2 separate regions of the Mus musculus genome follow, and region 2 is linked to region 1. Evidence: chromatin contacts called from ENCODE POLR2A ChIA-PET data. All regions are on one chromosome and are shown on one strand. The core of a region is the stretch at or near the end of the contact, and the rest is flanking DNA. Distances in the headings are between cores, read along the strand shown. Region 1 holds the start of Cep250 (centrosomal protein 250). Region 2 holds the start of Spag4 (sperm associated antigen 4).

Region 1 (5,812 bases), core at 2,572-5,071:
CAGAAGGTGCTATGGCTTGTTGCTTGTTCGATTTTTCTGATCAACCTCTCTGGAGAAATACCTGCTCTGTCTTGAGGACACACAAGTACCTGAGGAGGCCCAGGAGAAAGCATCAGGGCCTTCTGCCAACAGCCCTGTTGGGAACAGCTCTTCTAGCCCCTGGTGGAAAGGTTCAGATCAGGGTCAGCCTTGTCTGAGCCTGCTAAGCCAGCAACACCGCTGATCCGCCCCACACTTCTCCCCCATGGTGAATGCGTGAAATAATAAACAACTGCTGTTTAATACTAAACTTGGAATAACTCATGTTCAGCAACACAACTCAATTGCTGCCAAAGCTCCTCCCAGGCGCTACTGATACCTCCTAAATTCTGTTATTTTGTTTTGTTTTGTTTTGTTCTCATTAGAACAGTTAGAGCATCCTTGTAAAATACAAACCAGGACTGCTGAGGTGCTTCAGGAGTAGAAGTGCTAGCTGCCATCCTGACAACCCGAGGTCAACCCACAGAACCCAGAGTTCAAGGAGAGAATGCCCCGTGGAAGTCATCCTCTAACCTCTGCCTGAGAACTGCACCCTATGCTGGTACTCACATATGCACTCAAAATCAAAACAAACAAAACCAAACATAAACAGCCAGGCAGAGCAGGACAAGCCTAAAATCAGGCATTTGTGAGGCTGAGGCAGAAGGACTGCTACAAATTAGATTCTCCCCAGGGCTACATAGTAGACCTGAAGACAGCCTGGGCTACATATAGAGACCCAGTCTCAAAAAATGAAACACACACATACCCTAGGTACCAACCAACTAGAGTTAAAGAGAATCTTTATACTTGCCCAGAGTATCTAGCTGACCCATCTCATCCAAATGAATTACTCCTGTTTCTTTCTCATCTCCCAGTTGCTCACACACCTCCACCTGCACAGCTAGCCACCCTCCTGTGTGCTGAGCCCTGCAAGAACCACACTCATGTTATCCACATGATTCACTCCCTAACCAGGCTCCTGACCAAATGTCACCTTCTTAGTAAGTTGGACAATGTGAAGTACCACCATACTTACCCACCTGTGCCACATGTGTATACCCACATGTGTGTTCTCCTTACCAAGTCTATATTTCTCTAATTATTATGTACAACAACTAACCAAAATGTAAGTCCCTCTGGTACAAAGACTGGTTTGTGATTGTTGGCTTGTTTGTTTCAGACAGTGTCTTGTTCTGGTGGCTCAGGCTGACCTAGAATTTGTGATCCTCCAGTTTCTGCCTTCCAACTACTGAGACTATACACACACACACACACACACACACACACCCCAACTAACATTGTTTGAGTCAGTGCTGCATTCCCAGCTCGTGAAACAGACCTGGTGTATGAAGTGCCGTTATATATTATGCCATTATATGAACAACATTAAGTAACGTGATCCTTCTGATCACCAACACAGCTTTACAAAATGTCGGCAGCTCCACAGCTGTTCACAGAGCAAAAGTAAGATCATAAACAATGGATAGTGTTTCACGCGTACAATAATCAGCTGCAACTTCCATTACCACAAAGTAAAAACTTAGAGGGATTAAGATTACTGTCCTCAGCCAGGCGTGGTGGCGCACACCTTTAATCCCAGCACTTGGGAGGCAGAGGCAGGCGTGACTATGTGTGACTTGTAACTACCTGGAGGATGCAAGGGTCTCTTCAACTTCTAATGCCCCCAGACACACATACAAAGCACTCATACATATGAAATAAAAATAAATAAAATCCCAAAAAAGAGAAAAAAAGATGAGCCAGGCGTGGTGGTGCACGCCTTTAATCCCAGCACTTGGGAGGCAGAGGCAGGCGGATTTCTGAGTTTGAGGCCAGCCTGGTCTACAGAGTGAGTTCCAGGACAGCCAGGACTACACAGAGAAACCCTGTCTCAAAAAAAAAAAAAAAAAAAAAAAAAGGAAAGGATGAAAGAAAAGTAGGATTCAGAAAATGGCAATGTAAGCTGGACATGATGGTGCACTCCTTTGATCCCTGCGAGTGGGAGGCAGGAGGTAGTAGATCCCTGAGTTTGAGGCCAGATTGCTCTTGCAGGGCATGCAAATTCAGTTCTCATCACATACTAACAGCTGCCTCTAACTCAGTTCCAGGAGGTCTACAGCTCTGATACCTGCATTTGTATCCACTCTGCTGCCCCCATACACATAATTAAAACAAAATTTTGTTGTTGTTTTTTGTTTGTTTGTTTGTTGTTTTTCGAGACAGGGTTTCTCCGTGTAGCCCTGGCTGTCCTGGAACTCACTTTGTAGACCAGGCTGGCCTCAAACTCAGAGATCCGCCTGCCTCTGCCTCCCAAGTGCTGGGATTAAAGGCGTGCGCCACCACACCCGGCTTAAAACTAAATATTTTTTACATGGGAGCATGGTTCCACAGGTAAGGAGTTGGCCTAATGATTCTAACCCACACGAAGGCTAAAGACATCTCCACAACGTCCTCTATAGCCTTCACGTGTCCACCAGGCGCAACTGGTTAGTAGCAAAGCGGAAATCAAAGTCTAATTCAATTCCAAATTCTATTCTCATTTCATTAGCTGCCAAAATCAAAAAATATAAAACTCACAGCACTGCAGAGCATTTCCTAAGGGGAATGAATTAATGACATCCACACCTGAAGCTTTCTGAGGTAATTTGAGCAAAATGTGACAATATGTTCCTGCAGCACAGGGTGTAGATGTACCAGTAAGACAGTGCAGAGCTGGCCTTGATTTTTGTTAAGAAAACTATCGATTTGGTAATATTATCAATCCTACTTCATAAGCTTTCTCAGGGCCCAGCCTAGACTCACAGGCCTGAAATCTCAACACTGACTGGCTGCATAAGACGCTGGGTTAAAAAAAAAAGCAGCCCTTTTATTGAAACGTGAGTTGCAACCCTGACCTCCATATCTTACAGGCTAACGTATAAACAGCAAACTAAAGGCAATCTAGTTAAGTCATAATATTCGTAGGGGGTTCTAGCTCATTGTGAAACTTGATTTATAAGTGCTTGTTTCTTCGTGCATAAAACGTGAATATACAGAACGCACACCATAGATCGCTGCATGGATTAAAGGGGCCTTTGTAGGTAATGCATTTAATAGAGCTGTCATCTTTCGACTATTCAGTAACTTTTTTTTAGTTACTAGTAGTCATCATAGGGCATAAGAGTTGAAAAAAAAGGACATGATTTCTAACAAGCCCAGAACAAGAAAGAGTGGCAGAACACTGACTTGGGCAAAGTTCGCAAAAGGCAAGAATCTGATCAGTTGAGCCTGGAGCAGGCCTCAAGAAAGATTTTTAAAGAAGTGATCTTTGAGTTCTGAAAAATCAAAGTTCTGATAATGGGGCAGTGGGCTGAGAGCGGACTTTCAGGGGAAGATCACATGCAAAGCCGTATGAGCACAGGGCGCTGCAAAACTCCCGGGTGCACGGAGCGTGATCCGCAGGGCGCGCAGCATCTCATCCCGTCAGCTCCGGGCTACGACAGTGGGCCACCCGAGTGTGAGGTTCTCTGGGCGGCGGCTGCAGCAGGAAACTGAGGCAGGCAGGCCCCGACCACTGGGACAGGTCCCAGCCCCTCTCTGGGCCCGGGGTGCCTCCCGGGATACAGGAAGCCGCTGTCCAGGCGACATCCCCGCGGGCGCCCAGGCCCTGGACCTCGGACCGTTACGCTCAGCGCCTCCCGCCTGCCCCTGCCCACCTCACCAGAGTCGGTTCCCGGGGATCCCGAAGCGCTCCGCAGCTACCGAGGCCGCTGCAGCAACCTGCAGGCCCGGCCTGGGGCCGCCCTCAGTCTGGAGGCCAGGCCCCGCCCGTCAAACTCCCGCCCTTTCGTGGGGAACCGCCCAGCCCAGTCCAGCCGAGCGCCGGGAATGAGTGCGCCGCTGCAAACCTCTCGCCATATTAAGTACTGGCAGCCAACTTACTAGAGAAGCCCAAAAGGAAAGGGGGGGATATAGTGAGACCAAGGTCGCTCTCCAAAAGTAAAGACAGTCACCGTCTCTGAATTCTAGCACTGAACGTTCTGAGGTGGAGAAGAAACACTCGCCCGTAAGCTCCCGCCTGTGGCTTCAGAGTTAAGTACTGCGCATGCGTGTAGCCAAGGTCTCGGTGCACCTGCGCACTGTCTCACCAACAAAGCCAAGTACAGTAACTGGGTGAAAGCACCTAGCTCCAGTTAAATCTGGGCAAACGAATGTCTCAGCTTTAGATCTTTACTGATCCTCCACGCAGCCCCAGGAAACAGAACATTCGCAAACAACTGTGTCGTTGGCTACTTTGTCCGGTTATGACTACCGCTACTTGACTGCGTTCCGCTAGGAACGGGGAGTTATTTTGATAATATATTGTACAATCATTATTGACGCATTTTCTTAGCATTGATTTTTTTCATTTATTTATTTATTTATTTTGGTTTTTCGAGTCAGGGTTTCTCTGTGTAGCCCTGGCTGTCCTGGAACTCACTCTGTAGACCAGGCTGGCCTCAAACTCAGAGATCCGCCCGCCTCTGCCTCCCAAGTGCTGGGATTAAAGGCGTGCGCCACCACTGCCCGGCTTTTCTTTCTCTTTCTCTCTTTCTCTCTTTCTCTCTTTCTCTCTTTCTCTCTTTCTCTCTTTCTTTCTTTCTTTCTTTCTTTCTTTCTTTCTTTCTTTCTTTCTTTCTTTCTTCCTTCCTTCCTTCCTTCCTTCCTTCCTCCCTCCCTCCCTCCCTCCCTCCCTCCCTCCCTCCCTCCCTTCCTTCTTCCCCTTCTTTCTTTCTTTCTTCCTCCCTCCCTCCCTCCTTTCTTTCTTCCTCCCTCCCTCCCTCCCTTCTTTCTTTCTTTCTTTCTTTCTTTCTTTCTTTCTTTCTTTCTTTCTTTCTTTCTTTCTTTCTTTCTTTCTTTTGTGTGTGTGTGAATTTTTTATTCATTTATATTAGTACACTGTAGCTGTCTTCAGACACACCAGAAGAGGGCGTCCGATCCCATTACAGATGGTTGTGAGCACCATGAGGTTGCTGAGAATTGAACTCAGGACCTCTGGAAAAGCAGTCACTGCTATATAACCCCTGAGCCATCTCTCCAGGCCAGCATTAAATTTTTATTTGATTCCCAGTTGGTTATAATTTTAGTAGAGACAAAACAAACAAATAAGCAAAAACAAAGAAATGAATCATCTCAGTATATACCAAGACACGAGGTGGGACTTGACACTTCGATTCAATTCCTGAAGACTCAGTAGACCAAAGGTGAAGCCAGGAATCTGCATTCTTGCAAATACCCCAGATGATTATGCACTATGGGAACTACACGAGACAGAGTCCTTCTTGGGCATCTGTGACTCTAGCACACAGTACAAGGCCATCTGATACAAAACAGATGCCCAGAAGTGTTGAGTGAACTAATTAATGTATAGGTGGTGTGAGGTGGTGTGAACATGAGAGAGCCAGACAGCTGAACAGTGGAGGCACACGCCTTTACACCCAGCCCTGGGGAAACAGAGGCAGGCAGATCTCTGAGTTAGAGCCTGGTCTACAGGAGGAGTTCCAGAACATTCTGAATTATACACGGGGTTGGGGGTTGGCGGGCAGGGAGAAGGGAAAGAGAGGAGAGAGCTAGGGAACAGAGATAAACACCCTATAGCTTTTTAAACGTTTTAGGTTTTTGGGGTTAGTTGGTTGGTTGGTTGGTTTTTCAAAATAGGGCTTCTCTGTGTAGCCCTGGTTGTTCCACCAAAGTGCTGGGATTAGAGGCAAAGACACCACTGCCAGGCAACAAGATAATTTTTGAGAAATAAAACTTACTCTATGTTTTCCCA
Region 2 (5,685 bases), core at 2,196-4,695, 110 kb before region 1:
CATACCTAATATCTGGATGTGGTTATGCTCATTTATAAACCTAGAGCAGCCAACAACACACCACTGCCTCGTGTTCCTGGTCAGAGTTCCCCCACCTCCCTGCACTCAACCCCACTCACATAGACTGCAAAGTCCCGAGGCGCGCTGCTGGCCCCTCCGGTGTGTGCCACAGTGGGTGGAGGATGCTGCAGGGTGATGTCGCTTAACTGCACATGACCTGGCAGTCGGATCACCACCTGGCCTTTATCACCTTCAAAAGCCCAGCAATTTCCAGGGAACACATCTGGCTGCAGGGGTTTGGGCAGACCGTCAGAACGTTAAGACAAACCCAGAAGACCAATCTTAGGGCCGCTGCTCAGCCCAGAGCTCTGCCGGCTGCCCTGGTTTCTGCCTAGCCAGACGAAGCAATGCTGGGTCTCTTCAGTGTTAAGTCCAGATTCTGCCTGGTTGGCGCCCTACCATAATATGCCAGATTCTTCTTCCAGTGGGGAGTGCCTCCTGGAGCCAAACTGACCTGGGCTCCACTCCTCCCTGCACCAGGCTGACTCCTGTCCCCAGCTCTTGCCCCTTGGTACTGTCCCCAAGCCCTCTGGCTCCAGGCCCACCTCCAATATGACAGAAGGCGGGCGGGCATAGTTCCAGAAGCTCAAGCGGTTCCAGAAGTAGGCAGTGTTCTGGTCCTCGTAGTCACTGGACGTCTTCTCCAGGTCGATGGAGGCTCCTGGAACAGGCACAAGTCAATTTCAGGGGCTCCTACTGGGACTTCTCAACAGCGCGGTAGAATGGCTGTCTAGGACCGTCACTCCAGCTCTTTCCACATCTCTCTGTGTCTTACCCACAGAGCTCAGTGCATAGTCAGGTTTGCGCACGAAGTCTTCATTCAGCCTCTGGAACACGAGCTTGGCCACTCTCTAGAAAGGCAGAGGGTGACCCAGGAGGACTGTGAACTAGCTTATAGGCAGGCCTGCTTCTCAGTAACTCGATGCTCTGAGGTAGGAACTTAAGGGCCTTGAGAAAGATTCCCCACACTGGGACCCAGTCTTCCAAGTGAACACAGCTAGACCCCTGAGCCTCCCAGCTGGGCCATAGCCCACCTCACTGTGGGCTGCACGAACGCTGGACACCTCCTTGTGGAGTTTATTCAGTTCTGCCTGGAGCTGCTGCAGTTGCTGGCCCTGGGAATGCACGCGGTGGTGGTATTGGCTGTAGTTGGGAGGTGGGTACCATGCAGTTAGCTACCTGTCCCTGTGCATTCCTCTCAGAAAGCACCCACAGAGGCATTGCCAGTGTTGCCCAGGCCTGCCCCAGCTGCCCTTTCACCTTAGAGTCAGCATCTCCGTAGGTTCCTGTGGAGGAAGGGACCAGTAAGCACCCTTCTCTGTCAACATTGCCCTACCATTCTTGGTTGGCCCATGGGGATTTATACTCAGTGCTTCCTACACTGCCCCCATCCCAACAGCCCAGGGATGCCCCCCACATACACACAACCTCACCCCACCTGGAGACATAGGTCTCCCCAACTCACGTTCTCCAAAGGAGGGATCAGGTACAGGAGCCCCCACCAGAGTGCTGGAGGAAGAAAAAGAGGAAAGGTGTCCTCTGATGTAAGAGGACAAGGAAGAAAGCAAGGAGTTGGGGTGAAACCTAGGGCTGCCGGAGCACACTCGGGAGACCAAGATGGGGGGGGTCACTAGAATGGGCTGAAGGCCACCAAGACGGAGTTCGGGGGGGGGGGGCTGGACTTGGCCCCAAACCTGCAGAGCTGGGTCCCAGGGAATCGATGCTCCTCACCTGCCAGAAAGATGCTCAGGAGCGACACAGCAGTGAACAGGAAGCGGATGGAGCAGATTTCCCTAAAGAACAGGAGTGGAAGCTGCTGCCTAGAGGCCCTGAACCACTCAAGCCTCGACCGTGGGGGTCCTAGACCCGCCCAGTTTCTGGGAACTCAAGCAGATCTGGATCTGCTCTAGCCTGGGTGGGGCCAGCCCTGCTGCCCTTCCCTGAGCCCTGCCGTTCCCTCTGACCTGCACACACAGACCAGCCCATCGACTGCCAGGGATAACACCATGCTCAGCACCTGAAAGAGGAGGCCTAGGGACGGAGACCGGAGAAGCAGCTCAGAGAGGGTGATCCATGAAGGTGAGGTAGTGCAGGTTCAGAAGGGCTCAAGAGAAGCCGGGGTGGGGACTGGGGTGGTGCGGAGGACAAGAGTCTGGGGCTCAGGAGGCAAGGGTCGTTTGGGGAAATGAGCTGAGGCTGGACACTAGGGCACAGGCTCGAGGAGGAGAACTGGGAACAGGGGCGGGGGTCCGAGAGCAGAGGTCAAAGGGCATCTGGGCTGGTTTCTCTGACTCAGACTCAGCAGAAATGGGGTTCTGAGTGCCAAGGTCAGAGGGGATGGGGCTGGCCTGGCTCGTACTCAGGAAGCTCTTGGACACCCTCGGGGTAGGCATCTCCTGCCTCAGATCCAGGATCGGGAGAAGGTTGAGTTGTTCCTCCAAAACTACAGAAGATCCAGACGGTTCTGCAAGAGCCCAGGGCACCATTGAGGTTTTGTGCACCACAGGCCCGCTCTTCCCCTCGGGGCCCGGGCGCAGGCTCCTGACCCTAGTGCCAAACAGCTGGGCAGCCTCTCAAACAGGCTTTTAGTCCAGGCCTTTGCCCCAGGTCACACTCCCTGCACACGCCCAGACCCGGAGCTGGAGAGTCTCAATCAGTGGAAACCGCCCCCCAGTCTGAGTCCCCGTGCGGCCGGACTAGGGTCACACTCACGCCGGCCCTGCGGCACCTCCTCAGCCATGCCCAGGCACAGGATTTCCTCCGCCCCCTCCCGGGACCGGCCATGGCACCGAGCTCGCCCCCGAGGGACACGTGTCGAGCACGTCCCCTCGTGAGCCAGGTCGGGGCTTCTGCACCCAGGTCCGCGCCGGGCCCCGCCCCCGAGCCCGCCCCGCCCTCTCGCCCCCGGGTTCGACCCCGCCCGCACCCGAGGCCCCGCCCCTCACGGTTGCCGCGCCACAGGCGGTCTGCCCATTGTGGCTCCGAGGCGCCAGCTTCGGCCGAGAGCTTCCTGCCCATGTGTCTCCTCCGGGCATTCCTGGGCTTAAGGCGGGCTCACCACAGCTCGAGCCCCGGGCCCTTCTGCCCTCGGGCTCCCCGAGCTCCGGCCCAGCGGACCGGCGCCCATTGCTGTCCCCCGAAGTCGCGCTGTGGGAACTATTGCTGTTCTCGCTGTAGAAGTTGGGTGTGTGATTATGAGAGGATGCGGCCGAGCCTGAGCGGGGGCTCCGCCGCATCCTGACCTGGGCTACCCCTCTGGGAAGCCGAAGTCGCCGCAGCCAAAGCCCTCGGCCCTTCCTCAGCTGCCTCGCGCCGCAGGGTAGCACCCTGCGTGAGCCCCGCGGCGGCTCGGCCGACCCTCCCGCTGCTGTGCTGTTGTCACCGTCACAGAGGAGCCGCGTCACAGAGCGCCCGTGACGTCACTGGGAGCCAGCAGCCCATCCCCCTTTCCTGATACATTTTTGTTCATGGTTTGGGTGTGTGTGTGTGTGTGTGTGTGTCCATCCAGAAGTTGATCTCTGCTGCTGTCTTCTCCTGCTCCCCACCTTAGCTTTCGAGATAGATTCTCTCTTTCTGAACCTGGGGCTCACTTTTTTGTTTTGTTTTTTCAACTAGGCCCCAGCGGTTCTCAATCTTCCTAATGCTGCGACCTTTAAATACAGTTCCTCATGTTGGGTGACCTCCAACCATAAAATTATTCTCATTGTTATTTCATAACTATATTTTTGTTGGACTGGAAAGGTGGCTCAGCGGTTAAGAGCACTCACTGCTCTTCCAGTGGTCCTGAGTTCAATTCCCAGCAACCACATGGTGGCTCACAACCATCTGTAATGGGATCCGATGCCCTTTTCTGGTGTGTCTGAAGACAGCAACTGTGTACTCATATACATAAAATAAATAAGTCTTTAAAAGAAAACCTGTAATTTTGCTACTGTTATGAATAAACTTTTGGAGATAGAGGTTTGCAAAGGAGGTCCCGACCCACAGTTTGAGAACCATTGAACGAGGGCTGGGACGACTCCATGGTTCCACTTGTCCCTACTCCCACAGAGCTTCAGTGACAGGCAAGTACCACAGCACCCTCTGTTTATGTGGATTCGGGGTTTACAAGCAAGTCCTCATGCTTAGGCAGCAAGCGTGAGGTTTATCCACTGGGCCATCTCAACTCCTCCTCTCTGTTCTGAGTCACGGTCTCTTACAAGTTTGACTAGAGAGCTAACCAACGGGTCCTAGGGATTCTGCTGTTTCTCTCTCTTCAGAGTCGGGATCACAGTCCCCTGAGCTCTGGTCTGTCGCTTTTTACCTACAGTGCTGGGTATCTGCACATGGGTCCCCGGGCTTCCGCACATTTTATTGATTATGACATTGCCCCAATCTCCTATGTAATTTAGACAAGAGGTTTTGCTTTGATTCTTTTGCTAGCCTGGTACTGGATATATAACCCAGGATGGTCCCGAGTCAGGACCATACTCCCGGTACAGTCTCCCAAGCCTGAGACTATGGGCATGTCATCATGTCCATCATGACCAGCTACAATGGCACCTAGATTTTGTTCACTTCTGTATCCTGCAGTACCTAGACGGGTCTAGCCTGGTAAGTGCCCTAGTATTTAGGGAAGCAGTAAATATTAGGAAGGAACAGAGCATCATCCAACACACTAAAACATTTATTATGGCCCCTCCTATTCACTTTTAAAACAGAGTCTCACTATGCAGCCAAAGCCAGTCTGGAGCTCAGATCTGCCTGCCTCCCCCACCTCCCAAGCTCTGAGGTAAAGGCATGTACCACAACTCCCAGCTGAGAGAGAGACAGAGGGACAGAGAGACAGAGAGACAGAGAGAGAAAGAGACAGAGACAGAGACAGACAGAGAGAGAATAAGCTTTAAGCTCGGCAACAAGTGCCTTTACCTGCTGAGCCATCTTGCTATCCTAGAACCACATTTTGAATAACTACATGCTTGTATCTAATTAATGTCTGTACCAGGAACAGCAACAATGTAGTGCAACCTGCAAGATTTACACAGGGAGTCTGTCAGCTCCCGAGGGAAAAGGACTTACTTCTCTGAGATCATGTTGCATCACAGGTTTGAATTTGGGAATCCTGACCCAGCAAGGTGGTAGCACACTTCTTTAATCCTAACACTATGGAGGCCAAAGTAGAAGGATCTCTGAGTTCTGAATTCAAGGCCAGTCTAGTCTCCATAAAGAGTTCCAGGACAGCTAGAGCTATATAAAACCACAATGACAAAAACAGAATTCCAAAATCCTGCACCCACCCGGTGTTTTTCTTCTCACATCACATCTTACTTAGAATGCTAATCAGCTTGGGGAAGTGGCAGTTCTTAGAGGCTGAGGTATAAAGACAGTCTGTTCTGCTAAGCTGTGTTCCAGTCCAGAGGAGGTTCTTGTATTGTACCAGGCTCTAGAGAGGTGACATTACTATGTTTCATTAGATTCCATAGAGCCCCGGAGGCAAGCAAAGCAGGAAGCCCATCTGACCCTGCCCTGGGTCTGTTCGAAAATTCCACTGGATTGCAGTTTCTCTGACAGAGGAAGGTGAAGCCTCCTCAGCATTTAAGTACCTTGTCATTGTCACCTAACCTGGATCTTACTTGAAAAGAGAGC

The links. ChIA-PET counts read pairs that join two places held with the same protein, here RNA polymerase II (POLR2A).
Region 2: POLR2A ChIA-PET joins it to region 1 with 11 read pairs in Patski. The contact joins the promoter of Spag4 here to the promoter of Cep250 in region 1. POLR2A ChIA-PET finds 5 or more read pairs at or near these places in 2 of 5 experiments (Patski and embryonic stem cell).

Annotation. Positions count from the first base shown.
Region 1 is chr2:155,954,567-155,960,378 of GRCm38, reverse strand. It overlaps Cep250 (centrosomal protein 250), which reads right to left and starts at 3,821. Exons shown (of 33, transcript NM_001130000.1): 1 at 3,722-3,821.
Region 2 is chr2:156,062,973-156,068,657 of GRCm38, reverse strand. It overlaps Spag4 (sperm associated antigen 4), which reads right to left and starts at 3,445. Exons shown (of 12, transcript NM_139151.4): 1 at 2,987-3,445; 2 at 2,420-2,524; 3 at 2,025-2,091; 4 at 1,792-1,853; 5 at 1,526-1,569; 6 at 1,321-1,346; 7 at 1,095-1,203; 8 at 836-911; 9 at 606-721; 10 at 120-287. The coding sequence starts at 3,296. Gm39970 (a long non-coding RNA gene) reads left to right here and starts at 4,044. Exons shown (of 3, transcript XR_866890.1): 1 at 4,044-4,653.